Regions from separate parts of the Homo sapiens genome. Here all the other regions are linked to region 2. A link is a contact called in ENCODE Hi-C or POLR2A ChIA-PET data. All regions are on one chromosome and are shown on one strand. The core of a region is the stretch at or near the end of the contact, and the rest is flanking DNA. Distances in the headings are between cores, read along the strand shown.

Region 1 (3,329 bases), core at 460-2,959, 1.1 Mb after region 2:
TCACAAATACATTACGCCACACATGGCCATACTGAAACTTTTCTGACACTTCCTATAGAATCACACATCCTTACAAAACTTTGGGAATTACATATGTATAAAAACAGACAACAGGCTGGCTCTAATAATGATTCACTCAAAGAAATGCTAGTGATACCAGCCCCTGTTTTTTCTAGTTTCCCAACCAGGATCAAACATAAACCCTAATTCCATAATAATTCCATCATCTTTCAGTAGCTAAGAAATATCCACACACAAGAAATAAGAGTCCTTCTGGAAAAGAATTTTTTTCATCGTCAAGTTTCAAGTTTATTTCCAGATGTTTCCATATTAGCCCTCAATAGAAGATGTGTACTTTTCAAGGTCTTCATTATTCAGGCCATGAACACAAGCCAATTTTTAAGCTCTACCGTCATTCACTTTGATCTGCTTCCTACATGAGCCACAAACTTTAACTAGCAGCAAACGAGTGGCGGGCCCATGTGAATGCATCCCCAGCCCTTTCATGGTTCTTGCTTATGGTTTAGGTCCTTTGGGATGGAGTATTCTGGAAATACACCACAGGAAAATGGTTACTACTTCTTATTTCCAACATTAAGGCTTCAATTCATTTGGAGTCTGAGAATCCAAATTTCTACAAGCCTGTTGTAGAGATTTCCTGGGAGATATTTAGGATAACTGAATGATGCAACTGTCTCCAAACTGTACTTACAGGGCAAACAACCAAAAGTTAAAAAAAAAAGTACCATTTTTAAAAATTCATTTCGGTCAATATTTCCTACATCTTATTATGGAAATGGTTCACATATATTAAGGAAAATATAAAAATTGACCTTTTGGAGGATTCAACTGGGCAGGGACAGAATCAGCTTTTGTTCTCTGTTCTAAGTCCAGCACTCAACACATTTGTGTTTGACACACAATATTGAATAAGTATTTGTTGTAATTAATGTTTATAAAGGACAAGGAAGAAACTAAAAATGACCCAAAATCCCACCACTCAGAAGCAACTACTGTCAATATCCAGTATATTTTTTTCCTGTCATTTATCTCTGTGCACATTTACCATTCCAGGGCTTTCATGCTATACAGTCTAGCATATGCGAAGACAGCAACATTTGATGGCTTAATCTCAGGGGATTAGCATCACAAAAGCAAGAGAACAAATTTGAATGCAACACCTTTTATGATTGTGGCTGTATTTTTCAATCACATATTTTGCCACTGTTTCTACATGAAACTTTTAAAAATTAATATTAATGCTGATATTAATTTTTAATATTAATTTTAATACGCTCCTGGAATGTTATGCCATGTCACAGAAAAGAAGGATCTTTTTTCTAACTTCTCTCAACCAATTATCTTGTGCCCTGAAGCTGAGAAGTTAATACCTTCTGTATTTTTCAACCAACCTGGCACAAACTGCTAACCTAATTTCAGTTTGTAGATGTATTACATCAACTAGGGTGGAAAAAAACAGTTAAAACAAGCTTGATGGTATCCTATGATTTTGTTTTAAAAGACAGGTTAAACACAAGAGAAAGACTGGAGAAGTTCATCATACTGAGATTGTGTAGGGTATCTTTGTTAGATGAAAAAGGGATCAAAACCAAGTGACTAATTGTGGAATATCATGTGTGTACATCTCAGATCCACCGTTCATTCACATCCTGTTCAGTCTGGATGAATATCCAGAACCACCTCTTATTTCCCCAAAGAATCTTGGGGTTTTTCTGAATGGAAAAGAAAAGGGGTTAAACACATTGCATTTGTAACCTCTTTCATAATTACACTCCAAACAATAAAATATCCATTCAAAGTGCAAGACAGACCAATAGATTTCAACGTAAGAAAGTACAAAATGTTCACTGATATGGTTTCAGATCCCACATTGCAATGACTCTTTAAGAAACTACCAACTGTCACATTTGGCACAGCATCAAAGCAAAATATCCATGATTATCTGAGAAGGCTATTAAAATACCCCTCCATTTCCTACTATGTATCTGTGGGAGACTAGATTTTCTTCATCTGTTTCAACCAAAACAACAAATTTGCAACAGACTGAATGTGGAACTACCAAAGTCCAGCTGCCTTCTATGAAGCCACACATAAACTTTTAAAACAATACCGCTCTTTTCACTAAATTATTTTTGGGAAAACAGTTATTTTTCATAAAAATATGTTATTTACGTTAGCATATAATGGATACATGTAGTGAGAGAGTCAAACAATGAAAGAAGGAAATACCGAAATAAACACGTAATTACAAAGCTAGTTAAAAGTGACTAAGAAGAAGAATAATATGATGCTATCGGACAGAACAGTAGAAGACTTGTGTGGTTTTATTTCTGGTTCTCAACCCTGTGACTCAGAATACAGTGTGAAAGCTGGAAGGCCAGATGAGAAGATAAGGGCCAACCTGAGTGAAACTCAATCAGGGTGTGGGTGCAGACCAGTGTTGGGGAAATTTAACTGGTTCTAAGCCACTTCCGGCCCCATCTTCGACTTCTTCTTTATTTAAAAAAAAAAAAAAAGGCCAAATATTATTAAATCAGAGGTTTTAGGCTTCAGTAGAAAACATGCTTATTTAAAGCAATATTTGACACTAAAAAAAAAAATACCAGTACAATATAAGAAACTGACCTTGAAGCTCATTATTATGCAGAATGATTTCCAGATCTGGAAATCTGTCAGATGGATAGGTATCCAGAAACCAACACAGTAGAAGAGGAGCAATGAGGGAAAAAGCCCTTTCCAGAGAGCCAAACCTTCAGTTATATCCATTCACACATGCGTTCATTAATTTACAGGATGACCATATGGTCTGAAAAATAGATAATATTATTTCATTTTTTACAGATGGAATCCTCTCAGTTACTTCTTCTGAGATGGGTTAAAGACAGGTTAATTCAGAAAAATCAAAGACATGCTATCATGTGACCAATACACCCTAGAAGCATGTGCAGAGAGTAATGGAAATATGCGTTCACGCACTGTGGTGCTCACTGCAATTTTGCACAGGCATTGAACTATGCATTTTAATGAGTGACAACACGTTGATCCTATCATGTATTATAATCTACTATCAACAAACCATTTCTTATGTCTATTTTAACTTCCTTCATTTTTGCACTGAGCCACACTTACTTTTGGATATGCTGTTCCCTCTGCCAGGGTCATTCCTCCTCCTCTTCCCAAGCCCCCACAATTAATTATCAATTAACTATTCCTCTAACCTCAGACTCTCTTGCCAGGGAGTATTCTCAGACACATGCCCAGGTGTACATGACATGGCCTACTGTGTTTTCCACAGAAGTTTGTACCTT
Region 2 (3,067 bases), core at 409-2,908:
CTGGTCAAAGAAATCCAGAGGCTTTTTTTTTTTTTTTTGTAAAGTACAGCTTCTTAATAGGGCACTTGATTTTCTAGGTGTGGACACAACAGTTGATAGACATCTACTAGGTCAAGAAAGGTATGCCTGAATTAGATAAATGACAGACTCAAAAGAGAGGCCAGGAAAAGGCTGAAAAACAATCTGAAGGCATCTGTGGTATCCTTTTGTTTATATCTTGATTTTTAGTTTCGTACAGGGGAACACAGGAAGCTCTGAGGCTTTAAAACTAGAAACTTTGCGATTTAATCAAATGAAAAATTTTGAATGCTGTGCTGCAAATCTGATTAAATAGGGCTAGTAATTCACTTCCAAACAAAATAAACCCCAAACTCAGAAAATCTAGCTCCTTTTAACAAAAAGTCTGGTAATGTTATTTTTCCTAAATTCTAAAGCTTATCAGAGAAGCCTGCCCCCTCACATAAACATTTTTTCATATACCTTTATGAAACCTTCTGAGATAACACTACTACAGAGGTGAATAATGAATTCATAGGCCCTAGCTGTAACTACGTCATTGTTTACTTGGTGACTTTTTTTTTAATCGGGGAGAGGGGTAAAATGGAGATGAGAGAAAATCAGTTTAAACTGTATTCAAATACATTTACACGATTAACACCACCAACTCAAGGAATTTCTTTTTCTTACAGACCTGTAGCACTTGTTGGTAGGAGAACAATGAAATGAACCCATAATTTGAACAAAGGCAACAGGCACCTGCAGCCTTTCAATCACTTAGCAAATATTTCCGCCGAGACAGGGCCGAATTCGGGGATCTGGGCGAGCAGCCGGTGTCACCTTTCTCGGTAAGCTGCAAATCTTGGGAAAACTAGGACCCTTCCCAGGGATCCTGGGCTGGGAGCGGTCTCCGGTTTTTAGACAAATCTCTCCTCCTACCACACGTGACCGAATGGCAATCAGCCGCCAAGAGAGACACCGCAACGCATCAGCCGCGGGATACAAAGGCTCGGCACTGCCGTCGCATCCTCGGGAGGATCGCGGAGCCTCCCGCGCTCGGCGTCTGCGGAGCCTGCGCAGGGAGCAGCTGCGAGGCGCGCCGCTCCCGGGCCCGCAGGGCGGTGCCGCGCTGCGCGGGGAGCAGGAGCGGGGAGCGCGCGCCGCCTGCCCTGAGCGCCTGCCCACCCAGCGCCGCCGGAGCAGGGGCGCCGCGCCGCACCGCACGCAGCCGAGCAGCGCCACAGCCGCCGCCGCCGTCGCAGCCGCAGTCGCCGCAGCTAGGCCCTCGGCCGTCGCAGGGAGCTCCGCAGCGACGTGGACCAAGGTGAGGAAGCCGAGGGCTCCCCCAGACCCTCGGCAGGCCCGAGGCCGGGCTACCCCGTCCCCGCCCAGGCCCAGGCCTTCCCTTTCCTCTCGGCTCCTTCCCCTTCCCACAGCTCCCCTGGGCCTCGCGCCGGCTGCAGGGCGCAGTGAGAGGCACTTACACCACGGCTCTGGAGATCATCCAGGACACCATCTTCACGGGGGCTTGGGCCCCACGTCCGGGGCGGGTGGGCGCAGGGCGCTGCGGACCAGGCCGCCAACGGCAGGCCGCGCGCTTCGCCGGCTCCTCGCGCTCCCCGGGGCCGCGCTGGCGCCCTCAGGAGCCGGGCCCGGTGTGTGCGCGCGGCGGCCTGGGCTGCGCAGAGGTCGGTCCCCCGCCCGTCCCCGCCCGCCCCCGCCCGCCGGCCCGGCAGCCTAGTCCGGACAGCACCCCGCCCCTGCGCTCCGCTGATAGGCGGTGGCGGCGGCGCGTTGGCCCGGGCCAGGGCTGGGGCCAGGCGGCCGGGCTCCAGGGCTGGGCTGGCGGGATCCTAGCCCGCGCTGGACGGCCTCGCTGCCGCGGCCTTGGCCCCTGCGCTCTAACCAACCTTACCCTCCTTAGCTCTTTGGGACGCCCACACTCGCGGCGAGAGTGGGGCAGGAGGCTGAGGAAGGGTACTGGAGGGTAGGGATTGGCAGTGCCTGTGTGAAAAGTGAGATATTCGCAGGAACTCGGTGTCCAATAAAACTCTCGACCAGGCCCTGGTTTTGGAGAGCCAAGACTTTGAGGTGTGCCTGGCCACATCCGGTATCCTCAGTGTTTACGGAGGCCCAGCACCAAAGGCGTCCTTATATTACCACATTTTAAAGGAATCGTCGAGAGGTTCTTGCACAGGCCTCCGTGTGTGCCACGAGTCTCGTGGTGCAATGCAGGGAGGGACAGAGGAGGATTTCATGTTTGCAGTAGTGGGTGCAGTGATACCACTGTTCTGGGCCTCTTAGGGCACCTTTTCATCAGAGCATCTGCAAAGACTGTTTACAGACACGAATCTCCATTATTTCCCTGAGGCCTGCCAGATGTTCAAAGTAAAGGCTGGGTCTAGGATTCCTGACCTGTCTTAAGATTTACAACTATATTACAGCTGTAAGATTTACAACTGTATTTTTTGGAGGTTGGGTTACTGCTTACACCTTGCTGTTCTTGCAAATATCATTTCAAGGGCAGACTTTTAAAACTGTTTTTTTTTTTTTTTTGTGACAGTACCAAATTGAGAAAATGATGTTAAAGTTTAGATATTTTTATTTTTTCCAGTTAAGACGATAGTAAAAGATAATTCTAGTATTCAGATGGTGCGAAGAATAAAAGATGAAATGTAGGCTTGGAGCCTTTAATTAAAGTCCTAGAAAATATGATGGCTTTTGTGACCATACTGTAATTTTGTCTTCTTGTTCCTCAGTTTCCCTGTGATAAAAAGGGGGTAATAATACTGTAGTCTGTCTCTTGCCTTTCAAGGGTGATATGAGGCACTGCTAAATAATATGTTTAGGAAATACTCTGACTTGCATGGAAGACAATCAAAGGACACAACAGATTATCCTAAATTATTTTCAGTTCTCAGTCAATAAATTGGGTAATATTTCATTATTTAAGAAACAAGCTCAGAAGCTACTTTCTACTCTTGGGTTAGGTTCTTTTCGCTTATTAATTCATGTCAAGACTTTTTATTTCAGGAATTTGAGTAATAATTTGCATTTAACTCTGAATCTT
Region 3 (3,434 bases), core at 141-2,640, 1.7 Mb after region 2:
CGATACTATTCATTTAAAGATCATAATGTAACCCCACCCTAGCAATTATTGTGAAAAACAAGACAAATCTCCATCTATAGCTTTCTGACACAGTCTTGATTTGAGAAACAAAATAAGCACATTACTGTTATAGTCTAATAGACTGCAAGCTGTTTTATTAGAGTCAGCTGAATCCTGTTTTGCATAAAAAAGAACTCTGTTTGCTATCAAGAACACATTTACATTAATATGACTTTGACAAAGTAAAATAAAATCGCATTAAGATGATGTAAGTAGATAAGACAATGAAATCTCTGTGAGAGAGTTTTGGCACACACTAATTACAGTCAAGTCCCTGCAGAAAAAGAACATATTTTTACACCAACTATCCATGTGTTTGAAAATGTAGAGAGCCCAAAATGCAATCCTTGGTTTAGGTATTTCCTGAATACATTGTATTTCTGTGCTTCTGAGATAGGGTTTTTTTTTTTTCTTTAAAGGAGGCTGCCCGATAAATAATACTTTCATTTACAATAATACAAGCAAGTTTCTTTCTGAATACTAGCCTGTAATCATCCTGATTATTTTAAGGGACTTTCCAATACAGGGCAGCTGAAAACAACGTTTTAGATTACATGGTAATTTAGGAATGCATGAAAAGCTAAGCAGTTACCATAATAGGGTTCTGGATAAACTTCATGCTTTTTAGAGCAAAACATAACAACATATGTTTTGTGATTTGTTTCAATGATTTTTCTATATTTTTTTTGTTCAGGTTCTATCAAAATATTTGGAGGCCTCATCTGCGTACAGCATTTTTATAACCTTATTTTGAAAACTTTGATGTCTCTCTTTTTAGTTCAGTCATTAAAAGAAAGGCAATGATGGATGATGATAATGCCTCGGATTTTATGACTAATCAGTTCTTGGCAGTGGCCATATTTCTTCCGTAGTGAAACTTTAATACTCCTTTGGCCTTGCATAGGCTTAACAACAACAAAAAAATTTTTTGGAACTGTGTTACACCGGCTACTTATTAAGTATTAGCAAACAGTTATTATACAAAAGTTAGCACTCTGATTTAACACCTGACAAAATGGAGCAACCAGGAAAGATGATTTCTTCTCTTTTCTGGATTCTCACAAATTTTAGGTGCCTTGCTATTGTGTTTTTTTTCCCCCATGTTTTACATACAGGAATACGGAGAAAAGCTATTCAGATGGTAGAAATATTGAGGGGGAAAAAGTCTTGTAGGGGTGAGTTGGGCTGCCATTTGCATTTTTTCTTCCTGAACCGTCTTTTTGATGACACAATTTTTATGAAAAGCCTGATTTTCTGCCCCGAGTCTTAATGTATTGTTCTTGAAGTTGCAACAACAAACACCAGGTGTCTCCACTTAGCTGAGCTACAGGTTCTGAAAAGGAAGGCCACTTTGCCAGGAAAAGTTGAAGCTACCTTCCTTTTCCCTCCCTAGTGCTCCTGGCCGTGGCCTAGACAAGGCCAGAGGGCTGGCTGTGAGTAGGGGAGTGGAGTTTATTCTTTCATGAGTGCTCAGTTTAAAGCCTATTGACTCAGATTTGTAAGGGAACCTGATTTTTGTGTGGAAGTCATGAAGACTGGCATCCGTGGAAATACTGATACCAGTGAATTAGGCAGCTGTGGCCTGTATTGCATGCCTGTTCTACTCTGGTGGGGACCTGCCATCTTGGTTGGCAAGAAGCCCTTCCTGGGTGGATGGGGGCCTTCTTCTTTTAGGATAGCCAACTCCATGGGGACCTTCTGGCTGAGAACAACCAGATCAGAGACCCACAACCTAATGTGCTGGCTTCTTCTCTACCAGGGGCTGATGTCCCAAATCCCAAGTTGCTATTTCCATGAGCATATATTCTTCAACAAATAATCAGTTAATCTCTACTGTGTGCCAGGTACTGTCCTAAGCAGTGAAAAAACTAGAAAAACCTGCTCTCATAGAGCTTGCGTTAACATATGTCCCTTCCATTTGATGCCTGGGGTAAAAATCAATTCTGGTGTTTCTTAAAATGTGTTTTGTGGCATTCCAAGGATGGTAATAAGTATTGTGCTGAGAAATGTTTTCATATTTCATTATGCTCTGGAACTGCTGGGTTAAAAAGTGTCTAGATGCAAAACTCCTTAGTAACCTCTATATGCTAATTTGCATAGTCCCTTTCTAAGAGATGTCTTATTTCTCAAATATATTTGGCTAAGGAATAATTTTTTAAAAAATAAAAACATTCTCCAAGCCAATTTTTAAAAAACAAAATATGTCATTATTATCCTAGAGAAATATTCCAAACATTTTATTCTGTTACTCAAACACTACCTTCATAATTCTTATCCTGTCAGTTGGTCATCCTCATTATTTTTAAACCTAGAAATTACGCTGGATGTTTAAGTGAATGTTCTGAGGAATATACTTTGGGAAAAATTGCTTTGAGTAGTAGACATTCAAAGATTGGAAGATTTGGAAGCTAGAAGGAGGTAAAGAGGTTGGGGCTTAGAGGCCACCTGTAAGAGGAAAGAGATGTTTGCCCCTAAAAACGTGACTGTTGAAGCTGTGCTGGTATCCTTGCAGAAGAAAACTCTGTTCTCCATCAGTTTCTGAGCAGCCATCAAACAACTATTTTGGAAGACGGGAAAGCTAAGACATATGGGTTCCAGTCCCAGCTCTGTTTTTAACTAGCTGGGCAATCTTGGGGGTAATTTACTTACCTTTCGGTCTTAAATCTAATGCCCAATAAGTGTCGAATATACATTAAGCCACTTAATCATCAAACAGTTCTCTGAGGTAGATCATGCATCTACAATATTCCTTATAGGGAAGGAATTAGAGTAACAGATTAAGGAACTTGCCCAAGTTACACAGCTAGGAAATGATGGGCCCAATAATATTGGATGATGATCTTGAATCAGATCACTTCAAAATCTAACATTGTATGATTATAGAAGGGTGACTTTTGCTATGTTTCATATCTATTGTGATTGGCAGTCAATCCTCTAAGCAGAAATCGTTCATTAGTCAACAGAAGTACTGAGCATGTATTCTGTGTCAGACACTAGCCAAGGCCCTGACACTAGCCAAGGCCCTGGGGAATTTACGGGGAAGAAGGCAAAGTCCCTGCCCTCAGGACTTTACAGTCTAGTAGAGGGTGGAGCACAAGTAAACATGCATTCTACCTTTATAGCTAAAACATTATTATTACTAATATTTCTATAGTGAATCATTGAAATATTATGGTAGACTATTCACAAAAGCCAAAATGTGGGAACAACCCAAATGCCCATCAACTGAGGAATGGACAAACAAAATGTGGTATAGCCATATACAATGGAATATTATTCAGCCATAAAAAGTAATGAAGTACTGATGTATGGTACAACATGGATTAACCTGAAAAACGTTATGCTGAGTGAAAGAAGCCAGATACAAAGGGCCA

The links. A loop is a pair of places that touch in the nucleus more often than their neighbours do. ChIA-PET counts read pairs that join two places held with the same protein, here RNA polymerase II (POLR2A). Pooled maps may share reads with other maps.
Region 1: a pooled map shows a loop between it and region 2 (6-fold over the local background). The contact joins the enhancer-like site here to the promoter of REEP3 in region 2. A Hi-C loop is called at or near these places in 4 of 50 pooled maps.
Region 3: a map of ascending aorta shows a loop between it and region 2 (4-fold over the local background). The contact joins the enhancer-like site here to the promoter of REEP3 in region 2. A Hi-C loop is called at or near these places in 1 of 168 maps with a recorded cell type or tissue (ascending aorta). POLR2A ChIA-PET finds 5 or more read pairs at or near these places in 1 of 52 experiments (BJ).

Annotation. Positions count from the first base shown.
Region 1 is chr10:62,383,316-62,386,644 of GRCh38, reverse strand. All of the region lies in intron 2 of ZNF365 (zinc finger protein 365), which reads right to left. Among named protein-coding and RNA genes, the nearest start is that of ZNF365, 11 kb to the right of the region's middle. RefSeq lists an enhancer at 1,830-3,029. Within about 2 kb of position 1,709, at least 5 of the 41 ENCODE cell types and tissues checked have a DNase peak (open chromatin) inside an H3K27ac peak, as active enhancers do.
Region 2 is chr10:63,519,992-63,523,058 of GRCh38, reverse strand. REEP3 (receptor accessory protein 3) reads right to left here and starts at 1,658. Exons shown (of 8, transcript NM_001001330.3): 1 at 1,482-1,658. The coding sequence starts at 1,513. It also overlaps a transcript of JMJD1C not described here. RefSeq lists a silencer at 973-2,022 and an enhancer at 2,413-2,462.
Region 3 is chr10:61,833,232-61,836,665 of GRCh38, reverse strand. All of the region lies in intron 2 of LINC02625 (long intergenic non-protein coding RNA 2625), which reads left to right. Among named protein-coding and RNA genes, the nearest start is that of LINC02625, 33 kb to the left of the region's middle. Within about 2 kb of position 1,390, at least 11 of the 41 ENCODE cell types and tissues checked have a DNase peak (open chromatin) inside an H3K27ac peak, as active enhancers do.